2 separate regions of the Homo sapiens genome follow, and region 1 is linked to region 2. Evidence: read pairs that join two places in POLR2A ChIA-PET (ENCODE). Cell type or tissue: PC-9. All regions are shown on one strand. Links, peaks and the distances in the headings refer to the core of each region. The heading gives the core; the rest is flanking DNA.

Region 1 (9,992 bases), core at 3,069-8,068, 91 kb before region 2:
GAGTCCAAGATGGGCAGATCACAAGGTCAGGAGTTCGAGACCAGTCTGGCTAACATGGTGAAACCCCGTCTCTACTAACAAAATACAAAAAAATTAGCCGGGCATGGTGGTGTGAGCCTGTAATCCCAGCTACTCAGGAGGCTGAGGCAGGAGAATTGCTTGAACCAGGGAGTCGAAGGTTGCAGTGAGCTGAGATAGCGTCACTGCACTCCAGCCTGGCAACAGAGTGAGAGTGTCTCAAAAAAAAAAAAAAAAAAAAGTCAAGCAGACCATGGCTCTGGGCACCAGCAACTCCTTTGTGGGCTGGACTAGGGCTCAGCTTTGGAAGGAGGCCAGGGTGGGATGGAGGCCAGACCACCTATGTAGGAGACCACCCAGGAAATATGAGGCAAGGAGAGAGGGGGCTGGCAAAGGGCCGAGGCTCCAGCATGGGAAGGGTGGGTTGAGAGGAGTCCTCGACCAGTCAGAGAGGCAGGAGGCCAAGGACACAGAATTCGTGACCAACTGTCAAATACACGAGCAGGTCAGAGGGACAGCCTGTGAACCACCATTGCGTTTGCTGATGGAGTTGTTGCTATTGAGAGATCTCAGGCCAGGCGTGGTGGCTCAAGCCTGTAATCCTAGTACTGTGTGAGGCTGAAGCAGGAGAATCACTTGAGGCCAGGGATTTGAGACCAGCTTGAGCAACATAGTGAAACCCCAGTTCTGAAAGAAAAAAAAAAAAAAAAAGACAGGTGTGGTGGTGCACACCCATAGTCCCAGCTACTTGGGAGGCTGAGGTGGGAGGATCACTTAGCCCAGGAGTGCAAGGCTGCAGTGAGCTGTGATCATGTCACTGTACTCCAGCCTGGGCTGGAGTGAGACCTTGTCTCAAAAAAACAAGAGTATAATTTGCTTTTACCAAGAAAATGTATCCACTTATTTGTGTCATAAAAAACAACTGCTGGGCACAGTGGTTCATGCCTGTAGTCAGTCCCATCTACTCAGGAGAATGAGGCAGGAATTCCTTGACAGCAGGAGTTTGAGAGCAGCCTGGACAACATAGTGAGATTCAGTCTCTTAAAAACAAACCAACAAAAACCTTCTGAATCATACAAGACAAAGAACAAAACAAACCAATAACCACAATAAAAACACCAATAAACCAACAACAACCATTTTTTTTTTTGAGATAGGGTCTTGCTCTGTTGCCCAGGCTGGATTGCAGTGGCATAAAATCATGAATCACTGCAGCCTTGACCTCTAGAGCTCAAGCAATCCTCCTGCCTCAGCCTCCCAAGCACCTGGGACTACAGGGGTGCGCCACCAGACCTGGCTAATTTTAAAAATTTTTTTATAGAGAGAGGTTCTCATCATGTTGCCCAGGCTGGTCTCGAACTTCTGACCTCAAGTGATCCTCCCACCTTAGCCTCCCAAAGTCTTGAGATTATAAGTTTGAGCCACTGTAACCAGCTGGGCTCTTCTATCTCAAAAGCAAAACTTCAAAATCCAATTTCTTGAGTATTCCAACCTTGATTACAAACAATTTACTAAACTCCCATACATGATCTAAACTGCAATGACAGATTTTGTATGGCTGACTTCCATAAGAATACTTTTACACTTAACACTCTTCTGAAACATCAAGGCCCGGGGATCATTTAGTGCTTCCTCACTTCGTTTTTCTTTTTTTCTTTTTTTTTTTCTTTTTTTTGAGACGGAGTCTTGCTGTGTTGCCCAAGCTGGAGTGCAGTGGCATGATCTCGGTTCACTGCAATCTCCGCCTCCCAGGTTCAAGCAATTCTCCTGCCTCAGCCTCCCAAGTAGCTGGGATTATAGGCGCCTGCCACCATGCCCAACTAATTTTTGTATTTTTAGTAGAGATGGGGTTTCACCATGTTGGTCAAGCTGGTCTCGAACTCCTGACCTGCCAGCCTTGGCCACCCAAAGTGCTGGGATTACAGGTGTGAACCACCGCGCCCAGCCAATGGTTTCTCATTTCTATCATTGCTTTTATCTTCTTAGGGATCTTTTGATTTCTCCCTAGGACTTTGGTGATGGGAGTTTATTTATTTATTTATTTATTGGATACAGGGTCTTGCTTTATCACTCAAGCTGGAATGCAATGGCTAACAGCTCACTGTAGCCTCAACCTCCTGGGCTGAAGCGATCCTGCCATCTCAACCTCCCAAGAAGCTGGGACTACAAGCACACACCACCACACCTGGCTAAAATTTTTATATTTTGTAGAGGCAGGGGTCTTGCTATGTTGCCCAGGCTGCTCTTGAACTCTTGGGCTCAAGTGATCCTCCTGCCTCAGCTTTCCAAAGTGCTAGAATTACAGGGTGAGCTACCCTGCCTGGCCAGTGATGGGATTTTGGTATCTTCCCATGTTTGGAATAATTTTCCAAGACAAGCTGAGGTCACTGCATCTGGATGTTTGACTGCTGGTCCTTGGCTGGAACATAGGACTTGACTGCCTCTGCTGGGATTGCAATGACCTATTTAGTCATTTTGGACATTCTCTGTTGAATCCTCCTTGTCCTTGCAAACTAGGGGTGGCCCCTGTCCTGAATACCTGGCAGAGCCTTGTCTGCCTGGTAGTTGTGTGCAGCTACCAGTGCCCATGAGTCTGTGCTTGCTTTCCTTGGTGCAGTTTCTGCCTCTCCAGGGCTCCAGCCCAGAGCTCTGTGTTTATTCTTTTCTGATTACACAGATAGAAAGCAAACAAATCAGGCCGGGCGTGGTGGCTCACGCCTGTAATCCCAGCACTTTGGGAGGCCGAGGCGGGCAGATCATGAGGTCAGGAGTTCAAGACTAGCCTGACAAACACCCTGAAACCCCATCTCTCCTAAAAAAAAATACAAAAAAATTAGCCGGGCGTGGTCACACGTGCCTGTAATCCCAGCTACTTGGGAGGCTGAGGCAGAAGAATCCCTTGAACCCAGGAGGCAGAGGTTGCAGTGAGCTGAGAACGCGCCACTGCACTCCAGCCTGGCAACAGAGTGAGACTCCGTCTCAAAAAAAAGAAAAAAGAAAGCAAACAGATCTCTTTACTGTTTTTTGTTTGTTTGTTTTTGTTTTTGTTTTTTTTTCGGATGGAGTTTCGCTCTTGTCGCCCAGGCTGGAGTGCAATGGCGTGATCTCGGCTCACTGCAACTTCCGCTTCCCGAGTTCAAGCGATTCTCCTGCCTCCTTGGGATTATAAACTTGAGCCTCCCGAGTAGCTGGGATTACAGGCATGCACCACCATGCCTGGTTAATTTTGTATTTTCAGTAGAGACGGGGTTTCTCCATGTTGGTCAAACTGGTCTCAAACTCCCGACCTCAGGTGATCTGCCCGCCTCAGCCTCCCAAAGTGCTAAGATTACAGGTGTGAGCCACCACGCCCGGCCTAATATGTTAACAATAATAAAAGAAACAAAATGCGTGGACTAACACACCCCCACATATTAAGCTCAGTAAAAATTCAAGTCATATGACAATCATCTTTCGTATTTATTTTTTTCCATACCTAGTCCCACAGACATCTTTCTTATATTACAACTCTTTTTTTTTTTTTTTTTTTTTTTGAGATAGAGTCTCTGTCATGCCAGGCTGGAGTGCAGTGGCATGATCTCAGCTCACTGCAACCTCCGCCTCCTGGGTTCAAACAGTTCTCCTGCCTCAGCCTCCCGAGTAGCTGAGATTACGGGTGCATGCCACCACACCGGTCTACATTTTGTATTTTTAGTAGAGATGGGTTTTCACCATGTTGGTCAGGCTGGTCTCGAACTCCTGACCTCAATTATGATCCACCCACCTCAGCCTCCCAAAGTGCCGGGATTACAGGTGTGAGCCACTGTGCCCGGCTTTTTTTTTTTTTTTTTTTTTTTGTAGAGGTAGGGTCTTACTATGCTCCCCAGGCTGGTCTTGAATTCCTGGGCTCAAACGATCCTCCTGCCTCAGCCTCCCAAAGTGTTGGGATTATAGGCGTGAGCCACTGTGCCCAGCCAGGGAATAATTTTTTATGCTCATATTATCACAGCTTGGCTGATGCTGGGGAGACTTTGGTTGTTTCCATTGCCTGTCCCATATTCCCCTAACATGTGTGAGTGTGGCCTTCCTTTCTGGCCACCCCAGGCCATTCTGGGTCATTCTAATTTTTTTTTTTTTTTTTTTTTTTTGAGACGGAGTCTCATTTTGTCACCCAGGCTGGAGTGCAGTGGCAACATCTCAGCTCACTGCAAGCTCCGCCTTCCTGGGTTCATGCCATTCTCTTGCCTCAGCCTCCTGAGTAGCTGGGACTACAGGCGCCCGCCACCACGCCCGGCTAATTTTTTGTATTTTCAGTAGAGACGGGGTTTCAGCGTGTTAGCCAGGATGGTCTCGATCTCCTGACCTTGTGATCCACCCGCCTCAGCCTCCCAAAGTGCTGGGATTACAGGCGTGAGCCACCGCGCCCGGCCTAATTTTTTTTTTTTATATGCTCCAAGGGATACTGGTTTCCTTTAGTGGATAAGGGTCTAAGAGACTTATATCTGGGTACCAAGGTGCCCATGAGACTGGGGGTGGGCAAGGAGCTATTGTGGCTTTCAGGCAACTCTTGTCAAAAACAAAGCCGGAAGCCAGGCGCGGTGGCTCACGTCTGTAGTCCTAGCATTTTGGGAGGCCAAGGTGGGTGGATTGCCTGAGCTCAGGAGTTCGAGACCAGCCTGGGCAACATGGTGAAACCCTGTCTCTACTAAAAATACAAAAAATTAGCCAGGCGTGGTGGTGCATGCCTGTAATCACAGCTACTCGGGAAGCTGAGGCAGGAGAATCGCTTGAACCCAGGAGGCGGAGGTTGCAGTGAGCCAAGATTACATCACTGCACTGCAGCCTGGGCGACAGAGCGAGACTCTGTCTCAAAAAAAAAAAAAGAAAGAAAAGAAAAGAAAAAACACAAAAAAACCAAAGCCGGAAATAACTCATACTTTTAAGGTCATAAATGGACAGTAAGTTCCTTCAGTCTGTGGTTTTGTTAACAGACATTAATAACATTGTTATTGTTAATTCTGTATTGACAAGGGCGAGCCACAGCAGTCACTGTGACACTGGCTGGCTCAGCAGGGGACAGGAAAGGGATGAAGAAGACAGGGAAGGAAGGGTCAGAAACAGCGAGTGGAGGTGATTTGTTTGAGAAATCTGGTTGACAGGAGGAGAGAGCTGGCAGTCACAGGGTGGAGGGAGGAGTGTTTGCTTTGCTTTTTGTTTTCTTGTCCTTTTCTTGGGATGGGAGAGGCTCAAGCTTGCTCATGGGTGGAGTGGAAAGTGCCAGTACCCATAAGAGTGTATCAATCAAAATTCCTGCTTGTACAAGGGAAAGTAAGAAGCTGGGTGTGTAATCCCCACACTTTGGGAGGCCAAGATGGGCGGACCACCTTAGGTCCAGGGTTGGAGACATGGCGAAACCCTGTCTCTACTAAAAATACAAAAACTAGCTGGATGTGGTGATGTGCGCCTTTAGTCCTAGCTACTAGGGAGGCAGAGGCTCGAGAATTTCTTGAACCCAGGAGGCCGAGGTTGCAGTGAGCCCAGATCGTGCTACTGCATTCCAGCCTGGGCGACAGGGAGACTCTGTCTTAAAAAAAAAAAAAAAAAAGAAAAGTGAAAGAATCCAGCTTGTCTGGTTAAACCAAACCGTGTAACAGGAAAGCCCAGGTGGGGATGGAAGCAGGGAGATCACCAGGTCAGGCCCAGCTGGACATGGCTCCAGGGATGCCCTGACTCAGTTCTGTGTGTGTAACTAGCTCCATTCATGGGGGACTGGGCTCTATTCTGAGATGGGCCCTCCCCTCATGTGGCAATGAGATATCACCGAGTCCAGAAAAAGACAACACACCTAGAAGCCATCCAGAAGAGGACACACCTCTGTCCCAGACTTCTATCATTAAGACCATGTGGGTCACATCATCTCTGGACCAGTCTCTGGCTGGGTGTTGTGAACAGTCCAGGGTCAGAAATAACCAGGCCCACGTTTGTGTCTTTCCACAATGTCAGGATTTTAGCAGATTTTTTTGTGTTTCAATCACAAAAGCCATGAGCTCCATGGGGTTCCCAAGGAGGCATTCTCATTGCTTCCCATTTACTCAGTAGTCAGAGCCACAGGCACACAGGCTCAAGCCACTCCACAAGTCAGTCAATACTGCAAACCATACACAGTAGTGTGCTTAGTCTATATATAAATGTTACAGATTAAACATTCCACAACAAAGTCACACTTAACATCAAGAGGAAAGAGAGGCTGGGTGCGGTGGCTCACGTCTGTAATCCCAGCACTTTGGGAGACTGAGGCGGGCAGACTGCCTGAGGTCAGGAGTTCGAGACCAGCCTGGCCAACATGATGAAACCCCGTCTATACTAAAAATACCAAAAAAATAAAAAAAAATAAAAGCCAGGCATGGTGACAAGTGCCCATAATCCTAGCTACTCAGGAGGCTGAGGCACTAGAATTGCTTGAGCCTGGGAGGCAGAGATTGCAGCAGTGAAGACAGAGCAAGACCCTGTCTCAAGAAGAAAAAAAGATGGAGTTACTTATGTCAAGGGAGCCACTGCTTTAAACTGGCTCACAGGCCCGCCTTGGAGCTGGGGACAGGTCAACCACACCAAACCCAGGTGGAATTCCTCAGGAAGTATTTAGTGTGCTGTTACCAGACAGTTGGCAGAGAGAAGAAAGAAAGATCCCTGTCCACCAGAAAGTTGGAGCTAGGGGCCAGACAGGGGGTGATCAATGAGAGCAGGCACACAGGGGATGAGAGGAGACGGACCCTGTGCCTTGCCTCTGCCTGTGCTGTTCCTTCTGCCAGGAGAGCCTTATGGAGTAATTGACAGAACCTCCCCTCCCGTGTAAGCAGTGGTCTAGATGTTGACATCCTGCCTTTCTTCTCTAGGGCCCAGGAAATGCCTGTTGAAATAAATTGCTGGAAAGCCACCACACCACGAACCGTGCAAATTGTCAGACTGTTCTTTCCCATGTGGATATGAAATCTGCTTTGGAGCATGGGCCCAGTGGGGCTGCAGGGAGCCCACCACCTTCCAGGACCACTACTGTCTTAGCCAGGACTAAGAGTTATGGACTGAGACCTATTAACTGAGGGCCCTTAGGCAAGGCTGTGCCTGGCTCCTTAAGCCCCAGGGTCCTCCTGGGTAAGGGGTGCCCCTGGAAAGGGCTTAGCAAGTGGTAGGAGTTCACCCCAACAGTAACTATGCCAGTGCTTTATCCTTCCCTTATTGCAGGTAGACCAAAGTGGCCACAGGCTTTCTATTCAACATTCACAACCAGATGACCAGCTCCAGTTTACTGATGGGAGAGAAACCCATTGGTTCAAAGAGTTTAAGAATTTCAGCCTAGCTGGGCGCGGTGGCTCACGCCTGTAATCCCAGCACTTTGAGAGGCCGAGGCGGGCGGATCACAAGGTCAGGAGTTCGAGATCAGTCTGGCCAACACAGCGAAACCCCGTCTCTACTAAAAATACAAAAAAAAAAAAAAAATTAGCCGGACGTGGTGGCCGGTGCCTGTAGTCCCAGCTACTTGGGAGGCTGAGGCAGGAAAATGACGTGAACCCGGGAGGCAGAGCTTGCAGTGAGCTGAGATCGCGCCACTGCACTGCACTTCAGCCTGGGCGACAAAGTGAGACGCCGTCTCAAAAAAAAAAGAAATTCAGCCTAGAAGCTGGGCGAGGTGGCTCACACCTGTAATCCCAGCACTTTGGGAGGCCAAAGCGGGAGGATCATTAGAGGTCAGGTGATCAAGACCAGCCTGACCAACGTGGTGAAACCCTGTCTCTACTAAAAATATAAAAAAATTAGCCAGGTGTGGTGGCGGGCACCTGTAATCCCAGCTACTCGTGAGGCTGAGGCAGGAGAATCACTTGAACTCAGGAGGCAGAGGTTGCAGTGAGCCGAGATTGCGCCATTGCACTCCAGCCTGGGTGACAAGAGCAAAACTCCATCTCAAAAAAAAAAAAAAAGAGCCAGGCATTGTGGTGCACACCTGTGGTCCCAGCTACCCAGGAGGCTGAGGCAGGAGGATCACTTGTGCCTGGGAGGTCAAGGCTGCAGTGAGTTGGAATCACATCACTGCACTCCATCCTGGGCAACAGAGTGAGACCCTGTCTCTAAATAATAATAATAATAATAATAAATCCCAGCCTGAGTAAGAGTGTCTCAAAAAAAGAAAGAAAAAAAAATCTGCCCACACCCACCCTGCTAAGAGAGGCAGATTCAACCCCAGGCAGATCACTCTCTTCTTTCACAAGCATCCCAGCCCTCTCCATCTCCAACCAGAAAGCCAGCCACGAGCCATGCCTTCCCTTCCTCTCAGAGCCTGTGTGCTCAACCTTAGGAGGAAAGGGACCTGCCAGGGTGCTAGGAGGGAGGGAAGAGGGGAGCACTGGGCTCAGAGGCGGAGGGGGTGCTCCGGGGGTCAGGAGAGCCCAGGGCAACATGGGCCAGGCTGTGCTTCCAGGGCAGAGTTTCACAGATGAGTGAACTGAGGCCAGGGCAGGTCAGACACATAGGCTCTTTTGTCCCCTGCTTCCTCCTTCACGCCCTGGCCTCTGAAGCTCTCCCTGCAGTCGGGACAGGTCAGGCTAGAAAATAATTTGGCCTCAAAGGCTGCTGGGGCTTTGGGGGTCAGGCAAATTTGAATTCCAACCTCTGCTTGTTTTTTCCTTTCTTACCTTTATTTTGAGATAGGATCATTTTATGTTGCCCAGGCTGGTCTTGAACTCCTGGGTTCAAATGATCCTACTGCCTCAGCCTCTGTGAGCTTAGGTTAATTTCCATCTTGGGCTCAGTATTTTTCTTTTTTCTGGGACGGGGTCTCGCTCTCACCTAGGCTGGAGTGCAGTGGCATGATCTCGGCTCACTGCAATCTCTGCCTCCCAGGTTCGAGCAATTCTGCCTCAGCCTCCTGAGTAGCAGGGATGACAGGCAGGCACCACCACATCTGGCTAATTTTTGTATTTTTAGTAGAGATGGGATTTTGCCATGTTGGCCAGGCTGGTCTTGAACACCCGAGCTTAGGTGATCCGCATGCCTCGGCCACCCAAGTGCTGGGATTACAGGCTTAAACCACTGCACCCAGCCAACAGCCTCCGTTTTTTTTTGTTTGTTTGTTTTTGAGATGAAGTCTCGCTCTGTCGCCATACTGGAGTGCAGTGGCATGATCTCAGCTCACTGCAACCTCTGCCTCCCAGGTTCGAGTGATTCTCCTGCCTCAGCCTCCCGAGGAGCTGGGACTACAGGGGCACGCCGCCACGCCCAGCTAATTTTTGTATTTTTAGTAGAGACGGGGTTTCACCATGTTGGCCAGGATGGTCTCGATCTCCTGACCTCATGATCCGCCCGCCTTGGCCTGCCAAAGTGCTGGGATTACAGGCGTGAGCCATTGCGCCTGGCCCAGCCTCCGTTTTTTTCATCTGTAAAATGGGGATAACAGGGTGACCTCAGAGGGTTGTGAGATTAACAAGCTGCAAGGAGACCGTTTCCCCAGACATAGCCAGGAAGAGCTTGTGGGTCTGGGCACAGCTCCAGCGATGGCTATTCTAAGAAAGCCATTCCCTTCTCAATTCTCTTTAATCCCTTTGCTTAAGTCCAGGGGCAAGTCTTTGCTGGGTGCTGGCCTGCCTTGAATATCTCTCTACACCTTTCGAATCTTCCTTTTTTTTCTTTTTTTGAGACGGAGTCTCACTCTGTCGCCCAGGCTGGAGTGCAGTGGCGCGATCTCGGCTCACTGCAAGCTCCGCCTCCCGGGTTCACGCCATTCTCCTGCCTCAGCCTCCTGAGTAGCTGGGACTACAGGTGCCCGCCACCACGCCTGGCTGATTTTTTTGTATTTTTAGTAGAGACGGGGTTTCACCTTGTTAGCCAGGATGGTCTCGATCTCCTGCCCTTGTGATCTGCCCGCCTCGGTCTCCCAAAGTGCTGGGATGAATCTTCCTTTTAACAAGGAGAGGGCAGGAGGAACTCAGCTCTTGGAGGGGCAACAG
Region 2 (9,992 bases), core at 1,007-6,006:
AGTAAGTTGCCCCTTTGCCCCTAAATATTTCAGTGTGTATCTCCTAAGAACAAGGACATTCCTTTGCGTAACCACAGAATAATTACAGGAAAGTAACATTGGTACAACACTATTATCTAATCCACAAGCCTTATTCAATTTTTTTTTTTTGAGATGGAGTCTTGGCTCTTGTCACCCAGGCTGGAGTCCAGTGGCATGATCTCGGCTCACTGCAACCTCTGCCTCCTGGGTTCAAGTGATTCTCATGCCTCAGCATCCTGAGTAGCTGGGATTGCAGACGCCCGCTACCATACCTGGCTAATTTTTGTATTTTTGGTAGAGACGCGGTTTTTCCATGTTGTCCAGGCTGGTCTCCAACTCCTGACCTCAGGTGATTCACCTGCCTCGGCCTCCCAAAGTGCTGGGATTACAGGCGTGAGCCACCGTGCCCGGTCCCCCCCCACTTTTTTTTTTTTTGAGACAGAGTCTCGCTCTGTCACCCAGGCTGGAGTGCAGTGGCACGATCTCAGCTCACTGCTACCTCCGCCTCCCAGGTTCAGATGATTCTCCTGCTCCAGCTTCCTGAGTAGCTGGGGTAGCCTGCCACCACACCCAGCTAATTTTTGTATTTTTGGTAGAGACGGGGTTTCACCATGTTGGCCAGGCTGGTCTCGAACTTCTGACCTCAAGTAATCTGCCTGCCTTGGGCTCCCAAAGTGCTCAGATTACAAGTGTGAGCTACAGCGCCTGGCCTTTTTTTTTTTTTGAGATGGAGTTTCACTCTTGTTGCCCAAGCTGGAGTGCAATGGCACGATCTCGGCTCACTGCAACCTCCATCTCCTAGCTTCAAGCATTTCTCCTGCCTCAGTTTCCTGAGTAGCTGGGATTCCAGGCATGCGCCACCACATCCAGCTAATTTTTTGTATTTTTAGTAGAAACTGGGTTTCACGATGTTAGCCAGGCTGGTCTTGAACTCCTGACCTCAGATGATCCCCCCGCCTCAGCCTCCCAAAGTGCTGGGATTACAGGCGTGAGCCACCGCGCCCGGCCTTTTTTTTTTTTTTTTTTTTTTATGGAGTCTTGCTCTGTCTCCCAGGCTGGAGTGTGGTGGTGTGATCTTGGCTCACTGCAACCTCCTCCACAGGCAACCTTCTGCCTCAGCCTCCTGAGTAGCTGGGATTACAGGCATGCGCCACTGTGCCCGCCCAGGGATTCAGGTTTTCTAACCAACTTTTAGGGTCTTTTTTTTTTTTTTTTTCAACAGAGACAGAGTTTTGCTATGTTGCCCAGGCTGGTCGCGAACTACTGGGCTCAAGCAATCTTCTGCCTCTGCCATCTGAGTAGCTGGGACCACGGGCGTGTGACACTGCAACCAGCTAACTTTTTTTTTTTTTTTTTTTTTTTGAGATGGAGTTTCACTCTTGTTGCCCAGGCTGGAGTGCAATGGCATGATCTTGGCTCACTGCAACCTCCGCCTCCCAGGTTCAAGCGATTCTCCTGCCTCACCCTCTCAAGTAGCTGGGATTACAGGCACCTGCCACCACGCCCGGCTAATTTTTGTATTTTTAGTAGAGATGGGGTTTTACCCTGTTGGCCAGGCTGGTCTCGAACTCCTGACCTCAGGTGATCCACCCACCTTGGCCTCCCAAATTGCTGGGATTATAGGCGTGAGCCACTGCACCGGGCCTACAACCAGCTAACTTTTTATATTTTTTGTAGAGATGGAGTTTCACCCTGTTGCCCAGGCTGGTCTTGAACTCGTGGACTCAAACTGTTCACCTGCCTCCGCCTCTCAGAGTGTTGGGATTACAGGCTGGAGCCACTATGCCCAGCCCCCTTTTAGGGCCTTCAGGAGACTGAGATGTCGGGGGCAGGGGCTGGGGAGGAACAGCCCCTCAGGGCCGTGTGGCAGGGTCCACTTGGTCATGAGGTATCCCAGCGTGGTATAAGGGATGGGTGGACTCTGGGTCAGCTCCTCACCTGCCAGCTGTGTGACTGGGTGAGTCGCTTTGCCTTTCTGGGCTGTTTCCTCATCTGCGAAATGGTGGTGATGACAGTGCCTACCACACGGGGTTGCTGCGAGAGCCGTGCCCGTGTGGTACCCGACGTGGCCCTGGGATCCCAGAGGCTGTTGGCTTTGGTGATCTGAGCTGTAGGGTCTCAGCTCTGGGGGCCTTGCAGATCACCTGGTCCACTCAGGTTGAGAGGGGAAGGGACTTTCTCGGGGTCACACAGCCAGTGACCTTCCCAGTGCCTGGCTCAGTGCTTCGCTTCCCCTTACACCTGATGGCAGAACCCCAGGGCTCAGGGACACTCATGGATGTCATTTGGGGGAAGTGGCTCAGTTTACTCAGCTTCACTGGCTTGTTCTAGTGTGCTCTGTGGGAGAGCAAAGAGGAGAGCATCAATCCCAGTGGCCCCAAGGGACTGGATTTAAAGGTGCCATAGAGCCATTTGGTCAGTGTAGGCCTTTCAGATAGATTCTGAGTTGGGGTTATTATTTGTCTGTTTGTCTAAATCAAGCTAGAACTTGACATCACTTAATAAGACCAGGGAAGTTGACTGAAGGAAGCAAGAGAAGGAAGGAGCACAAATACATTATGCTCAAGATTAATTTTACTCTGAGCTTCCTAGTAGCCAAAGTGAAAAAGGATATGTGCTTAGACCCACAGCTCTTTTTGGTCCTGGCTCTTCAGAGGAAATGGAGCTTTTTCTCATGGTACTGAGCATAGAAGCCCAGGTAATGCTCAGTGACAGGTGTCATGAGGCTGGTCTTTATAGCTTCTCCTAGTGGGCACCAAAATGGATGATGAAGCTTTCTGGATGAGGGTGGTGGGGAGAGGGTGCTCCTGGCAGAGGGGGCAGCGTGAGCAGAGGCCTGGTAGTGTGGACAAGCCGGTGTGTTTGGGGAAAGGCAGGCTCCTGCACTGACCCCGCGGGTCCTGTCGTTTCAGTTGGGCCATATGGTGCTCTTCCCAGTCTGGTTCCTGTACAGTCTGCTCATGAAGCTGTTCCAGCGCTCCACGCCAGCCATCACCCTCGAGAGCCCGGACATCAAGTACCCGCTGCGGCTCATCGACCGGGAGGTGAGTGCCGGCCGCCGCCGCTGCCTCGTCAGCATCACAGCATTGCCCAGCACCTACTCTGTGCTCAGGGCATGGTCCTGCTCTGAAGTAGATACTGTTGTCCACCCATTTTACAGATGGAGAAAGCAAGGTGATGTCTCTTGCTAAGGCCACCAGGAAGTAGCAGAGGAATTTAAACCCTGGTCTCTCTGTCCACAGAGCCCCTTCTCTGAACCACACTCACTGCCTCATGCAAGGTCAGAATGGAAGGAACCCCTCAGAACTTTTAGGTTCAATCCCCCATTTATGGGGTAGGAATGCAGGGGGTGAGAGATTTGAAGATAAGGTCTCCTCCCTCCTCCCCCTCCCCCAGAGTCATTCCCCACAGCCTGGTACTACTGGACCTGGACACCTTTCACATCTGTGCAGATTCCCTGGGTGCTCTGAGCTGTGTGGGCTTCCTCTGCCCTGTTTGATTCTTACTTTCTTTCATTAGTGAGTTCATACTTTTTTTTTTTTGAGACAGAGTCTTGCCCTGTGTCCCAGGCTGGAGTGCAGTGGTGCGATCTCCGCTCACTGCAACCTCTGCCTCCCCAGGCTCAAGTGATTCTCCTACCTCAGCCCCCTGAGTAGCTGCGATTACAGGCGTGAGCCACCGCGCCCAGCCTAATTTTTGTATTTTTTGTAGAGGTGGGGTTTCGTCCTGTTGCCCAGGCTGGTCTCAAACTCCTGGGCTCTAGTGATCCCCGCACCTCCACCTCCCAAAGTGTTGGGATTACAGGCATGAGCCGTGGTGCCCGGCCTGACTCCTTTTTTTCAAAGCTCTGATTATGATTTAAAACCATCCTCTCCCTCTTTTGCCTTGCCCCCAGTAAAGGCTGCTTCCATCGGTCACTTGCCCTCTTCAGAGCCCCTCCCTTGCTCTATTTCTGGCCACCCCCAGCAGGCACAGGAGGGGTGTGGCAGGGAAAACTGAGTCACAGCAGAGAACATCATCTGCCAGGGCCCAAGTCTCCACCCTGGGCTTGTGCCTGGTGCCTCTGACTCAGGCTTCACAGGAATCTCAGGCTTCCATGGCACGGAGCTGGCCGTTTCCTGTAACTGTTGGGGCAAGTGTCTGTAATTGTCCCAGGAGCTCACAGAGAAGTTGACAACCAGAGAGAAGCAAAAAAATACAAAATGAAAAGTAAATTATTGGCCAGGCACGGTGGCTCATGCCTGTAATCCCAGCACTTTGGGAGGCCGAGGCCGGTGGATCACCTGAGGTCAGGAGTTCAAGACCAGCCTGGCCGACATGGTGAAACCCCATCTCTACTAACAATACGAAAATTAGGCCAGGCGTGGTGGCTCACACCTGTAATCTCAGCACTTTGGGAGGCCGAGGAGGGCAGATCATGAGGTCAGGAGATCGAGACCATCCTGGCTAACACGGTGAAACTCTGTCTCTACTAAAAATACAAAAAATTGGCCGGGCGTGGCTGGGCTCACACCTGTAATCCCAGCACTTTGGGAGGCTGAGACAGGCGGATCACAAGGTCAGGAGATTGAGACCATCCCGGTAACACGGTGAAACCCTATCTCTACTAAAAATACAAAAAATTAGCCAGGCGTGGTGGCAGGCACCTGTAGTCCCAGCCGCTGGCGAGGCTGAGGCAGGAGAATGACGTGAACCTGGGAGGCGGAGCTTGCAGTGAGCCGAGATTGCGCCACTGCACTCCAGCCTGGGTGACAGCAAGACTCCGTCTCAAAAAAAAAAAAAAAAAATTAGCTGGGCGTGGTGGCAGGCACCTGTAGTCCCAGCTACTCCAGAGGCTGAAGCAGGAGAATGGCGTGAACCTGGGAGGTGGAGCTTGCAGTGAGCCGAGATCGTGTCACTGCACTCCAGCCTGGGCTACAGAGCAAGACGCTGTCTCAATCAATCAATCAATCAATCAATATGAAAATTAGCCGGGCGTGGTGGCAGATGCCTGTAATCCCAGCTACTCCAGAGGCTGAAGCAGGAGAATGGCGTGAACCTGGGAGGTGGAGCTTGCAGTGAGCCGAGATCGTGCCACTGCACTCCAGCCTGGGCTACAGAGCAAGACGCTGTCTCAATCAATCAATCAATCAATCAATATGAAAATTAGCCGGGCGTGGTGGCAGATGCCTGTAATCCCAGCTACTTGAGAGGCTGAGGCAGGAGAATCGCTTGAACCTGGGAGGCAGAGGTTGCAGTGAGCCAAGATCACACCATTGCACTCCAGCCTGGGTGACAAGAGCGAAACTCTGTTTCAAAAAAATAAAAAATAAAAAGCAAAAAAAAGTAAATCACCACCTCCCAGATGAGACCACACTTAACCTTGCGATATGATTTTTTGTTTGTTTGTTTGTTTTTGAGATGGAGTTTTGCTCTCGTTGCCCAGGCTATAGTGCAATGGTGTGATCTCGGCTCACTGCAACCTCTGCCTCCCAGGTTCAAGCGGTTCTCCTGCCTCAGCTTCCCAAGTAGCTAGGATTACAGGTGCCCACCACCACGCCCTGCTAATTTTTTTTTTTTTTGTATTTTTAGTAGAGTCAGGGTTTCAACATGTTGGCCAGGCTGGTCTCGAACTCCTGACCTCAGGTGATCCACCCGACTTGGCCTCTCAAAGTGCTCGAATTACAGGCGTGAGCCACCGTGCCTGGCCCTGTGATATGTTTTATACTTATGTAAGCAGGCACACATGTTTTTTTCTTACCCAAATGAAATAATAACATTTTGAAACCTGTTTTTTAACGGTATTTTCCCTTGTTATTGTTATTGGTGGGTTGTTTTGTTTTTGTTTGTGTTTTTTTAGAACAAGGTCTCGCTCTGTCACCCAGGCTGCTTTCTGCAACCTCAAACTCCTGGGCACAAGCCTTCTGAGTAGCTGGGACCATGTGCATGCACCACTATGCCTGGCTCTGTTACTGTCGTTCCTTTTTGTTGTTGTTGAGATGGACTTTCGCTCTTGTTGCCCAGGCTGGAGTGCAATGGCACAATCTCGACTCACCGCAACCTCCACTTCCCAGGTTCAAGTGATTCTTCTGCCTCAGCCTCCCAGGTAGCTGGGATTATAGGCATGCGACACCATGCCCAGCTAATTTTGTATTTTTAGTAGAGATGGGGTTTCTCCATGTTGGTCAGGCTGGTCTCGAACTTCGACCTCAGGTGATCCGCCCGCCTCGACCTCCCAAAGTGCTGGGATTACGGGCATGAGCCACCACGTCTGACCCTACTGTTTCTTAATTCCAGAAATAATGTATGATTTATATGTGCTCACAGCAAAAACTCTGTAAGGTATGACCTCCACCCCTGCCCCATTGCCGCATCCCAGGGCCCCGTGCAGAGGGCCCAGGTCACAGCTCAGCGTGAGCCTGCCAGACCCTATGTGGGTATCACGTTCATACACGGGTGTGTGGAGGTGCGGGTGTGTGCACACTCAGTTTCTTTTTTTGATAACCTGGTTTTGTAGCCAGCCATACAACATGGATCCTTTTAGTATTTCATCATAGGGATGTTACACAAGGGAGCATGTGGCAGATGTCCTAGGATTGCAGCTTTGCCCCCTCATTGTGCCCATGGTGGCTTTGCGGGGTCCGCAGCGGGCCTGCTCTGGGTGCTCTGTGCTTTGCCCCACCCTGCTGCCCTACTAGAGGTTGGCCAGCACCATAATTGTTCATCTCTTGTCCTCATTTCTATTCTTTTTTTTGAGACAGAGTTTCACTCTTGTTGCCCAGGCTGGAGTGCAATGGTGCGATCTCAGCTCACTGCAACCTTGCCTCCCAGGTTCAAGTGATTCTCCTGCCTCAGCCTCCTGAGTAGCTGGGATTACAGGCATGCGCCACCACGCCTGGCTAACATTGTAGTTTTAGTAGAGACGGGATTTCTCCATGTTGTTCAGACTGGTCTCGAACTTCCGACCTCAGATGATTCGCCCACCTCGGCCTCCCAAAGTGCTGGGATTACAGGCATGAGCCACCACGCCTGGCCATCTCATTTCTATTCTTCCTCCAAATATTTTCTGGTACATGGGTGTCTGACCTTGACCCTTAGGACCAGTTGATAGTCCTGGAATCCACTTCCAGAAGGCCTTGGGGCTCTGTTTGCCCCTAATGCAGAAGCTTCTGGTAGAGGCAGCTTTGAGGCCTGGGCTGCCTGGGAGAGGTTGGTGGGCCCCCTGCACACCTGATCCTGAGTGGCGTTTGCACCGTCTTTCCTGCGATTTGCCTCTGCTCACACGTGTAGGGACGGGTCTCTCCTTGAGGCAGCTGCTCTGTGCTGGAACACTGCTCAGGTCGGAGAGTTCTCGTACTGAGCCGAGATGGGCATCTGTGATGTCCTGCCCTGTTGGAGAGGTCTGTTGTCCCCCTCTAAGTGATGACACCATCCACATGTGGACTTTGCCACGTTTGGATGTAAGCGCCTCTGCAGCGCCGACCTTCCGCATGGCTTCTTCACACTCCCTCTCCTGGCCATGCTGGGTACTGGGGACCCCACAGGGAGTGCACCCTCAGGACGCTGGGTTTGGTTCCAGCTCCGACTGGAACTGATTATGTGATCGTCCCTGGCCTGAGCGTAAGACCCACTTAACAAGACCTCAGGGGTTTTAGTCTCAGCTCCTTCCCTGGCCCAATCTGGCTCTTAGCCAGCCCCCCTCCTCCTCTGCCACTGTCCCAGCCACTGACCATGCCCTGGGTGCCCACCCTGTGCAGGGTGGAAGCCTGGCTTTGGGCTCTTGGAGTTCCTGGGCAGGGAAGGCTCCCACTTTCTGCCCTGTGAAGCCCACCTCAGTCCTGGCTGCCCCATTTCCCAAGGGGCTCTCAGGTGCAGTGGCTTCTGCAGCCCCTCTCTTGGGATGCAGGCCTGGGCACGTGCAGCCTTGTCTAGCTCTGCCCCAGTTTGCCCATCCAGCCCTCAAGTTCTTCCTGCCCCTTCAGGCCACTGCTTGAGCTGATGGCAGAGATGGATTCCTCCCTCCCCGTCCTGTCTGGCATCCTCCCTTTGGGACCCTGGGTTCATTCCCTGTTCTGGCCACCTTGTTTGTGGCCCCTCTAGGCCAGCAGGACAGACACACCCAGCGTGCGCCTGGCCTCAGCACCTCACACGCAGCGTGCATGTGTGTGCATCTGTGCTTGGCGTCGGCGTCACGTCTTACAAGGACAAGCAGGCACTGGGGAAGGGTGGGGACACAAAGGAGGAATGGGATGGGGGCTCCGAGGCCTGGGAGCCGCCCTGGGAGGCCTCTGCCCTGGGGACCGTTCAGCAGCTTTGGGCCTCTCTCCAGATCATCAGCCATGACACCCGGCGCTTCCGCTTTGCCCTGCCGTCACCCCAGCACATCCTGGGCCTCCCTGTCGGTGAGTCACGCCCCTGCTGGGCCCATTCGGAGCCCGGCAGGCTGCTGGGGCACTAGATCAGAGAGATGGAAGCTTTACATTTCCACCAGGGAGAGCAGGGAAGCCTTCAGGAGGAGGTGACAGCTGCCCTGGGCCTTTGAGGGCGAGTCTGTTGGAATGAGAGTGGGAAGGCCCAGAGTCCCTGGCAGTGGCACCAGCAGGAGTGAAGGCATGGAGGCAGGAAGCTGGGACGTGAGGGGAATCCCCGGGAGGGGTGGGAGGGGGCCGTGGGAGCTGACGCCAGGCCAGGCTTTGAATGCCGGGTGGGGTGCAGGGGAGTGGGTTGACAAGACCCAGGGGTCACCCGCAGGATGATCTCTGGCCCAGAGTGACCCCGTTCTGTCCTGCAGGCCAGCACATCTACCTCTCGGCTCGAATTGATGGAAACCTGGTCGTCCGGCCCTATACACCCATCTCCAGCGATGATGACAAGGGCTTCGTGGACCTGGTCATCAAGGTGAAGCCTCTGGGTCATGACTGTGGAGGGGGTGTGGGTGGGTGGCCATGGCAACAGCCCATGTGGACCCCCTGGACAGGGAAGTCTCCCGCTCCTGCCCTGTGCAGCCCAGCCTCGGTCATGGCTGCCCCACTTCCTCAGGGGCTTGCAGGGGCAGTGGCTTCTAGAGCCCCTCTCGAGTCCATGTCCCCCCGCAGCCCGGACTCCAAAGACCCAGTGCTCCCTTGTGCCTGGTTTCTGAGTAAATAGCACGTCATCTTTACCAACAAAAGCCAAAGAAGGGGGTCTTGGCAGAGAACAGGGGCCAGGGTTCAGGGCAAGTGCCTTCAAACAAGGACAGGTACCTGCAGCAGAGGCTCCAGGAAGGCCGGCTGGCGGTACAGACGCCCCTGCTGCGAGGTGTGACGGCGCAGTCCCGTCCCTGCTCTCACGCTGGGAGATCCCTGGGAGTTGGGTCCCGAGTGTGCGGGGTGAGGCAGCCACTCCACCGTGGTCAGCGGCCGGGCCTCTGTGACACGCAGGCCCTGTTCTTACCCGTTTCCCTAAGAAATGTCCCTCAGGCCTGCTAGGGAAACATGTGAGGGGCTCGTGTGGTGTTGTCTGGGAGCTGGGGTGATGGGCTTTCTGGGGTCTGCTGCGGGGTTCGAGGTGGAGGTTCACAGGAGAAGATGCAGGCGTTAGGGGCAGCAGCCCGGAACCTGAAACACACATGCCGAGTGGGAAGTAAGAGGCAGCATGACGGCCCCAGCAGGGACGTTTTTATGAAAATTAGAAATACAAGCTTTCAGCCAGGCACAGTGGCTCACACCTGTAAGCCACTTTGGGAGGCCAAGGCGGGTGGATCACCTGAGGTCAGGAGTTAGAGACCAGCCTGGCCGACATGGAGAAACCCCGTCTCTACTAAAAATACAAAAAAATTAGCTGGGCATGGTGGTGCGCACCTGTAATCCCAGCTACTTGGGAGGCTGAGGCAGGAGAATCACTTGAAGCTGGGAGGCAGAGGTTGCAGTAAGCCAAGATCATGCTACTGTACTCCAGCCTGGGCAATAGAATGAGAGCCAGTCAAAAAAAAAGAAATACAAGCTTTCCTGCAG

What was found. Peaks named below come from ENCODE experiments on the same cell type or tissue, not always from the same donor. Only the 100,000 strongest peaks of a DNase experiment are listed, where the experiment ranks them.
Region 1: POLR2A ChIA-PET joins it to region 2 with 6 read pairs; 7 of 35 experiments call an interaction of 5 or more read pairs at or near these places.

Annotation. Positions count from the first base shown.
Region 1 is chr22:42,722,698-42,732,689 of GRCh38, reverse strand. No RefSeq gene overlaps it. Among named protein-coding and RNA genes, the nearest start is that of A4GALT, 6.8 kb to the right of the region's middle. In PC-9, for the core only: no CTCF peak of the experiment used is centred there; DNase peaks (open chromatin) are centred at 5,029 and 5,669; H3K4me3 peaks cover 547 bases; H3K27ac peaks cover 1,694 bases.
Region 2 is chr22:42,629,788-42,639,779 of GRCh38, reverse strand. It overlaps CYB5R3 (cytochrome b5 reductase 3), which reads left to right. Exons shown (of 9, transcript NM_000398.7): 2 at 2,934-3,065; 3 at 8,330-8,402; 4 at 8,792-8,898. Among named protein-coding and RNA genes, the nearest start is that of ATP5MGL, 5.8 kb to the left of the region's middle. RefSeq lists enhancers at 2,492-3,027, 3,028-3,565, 7,768-8,269. In PC-9, for the core only: no CTCF peak of the experiment used is centred there; a DNase peak (open chromatin) is centred at 4,069; H3K27ac peaks cover 1,546 bases.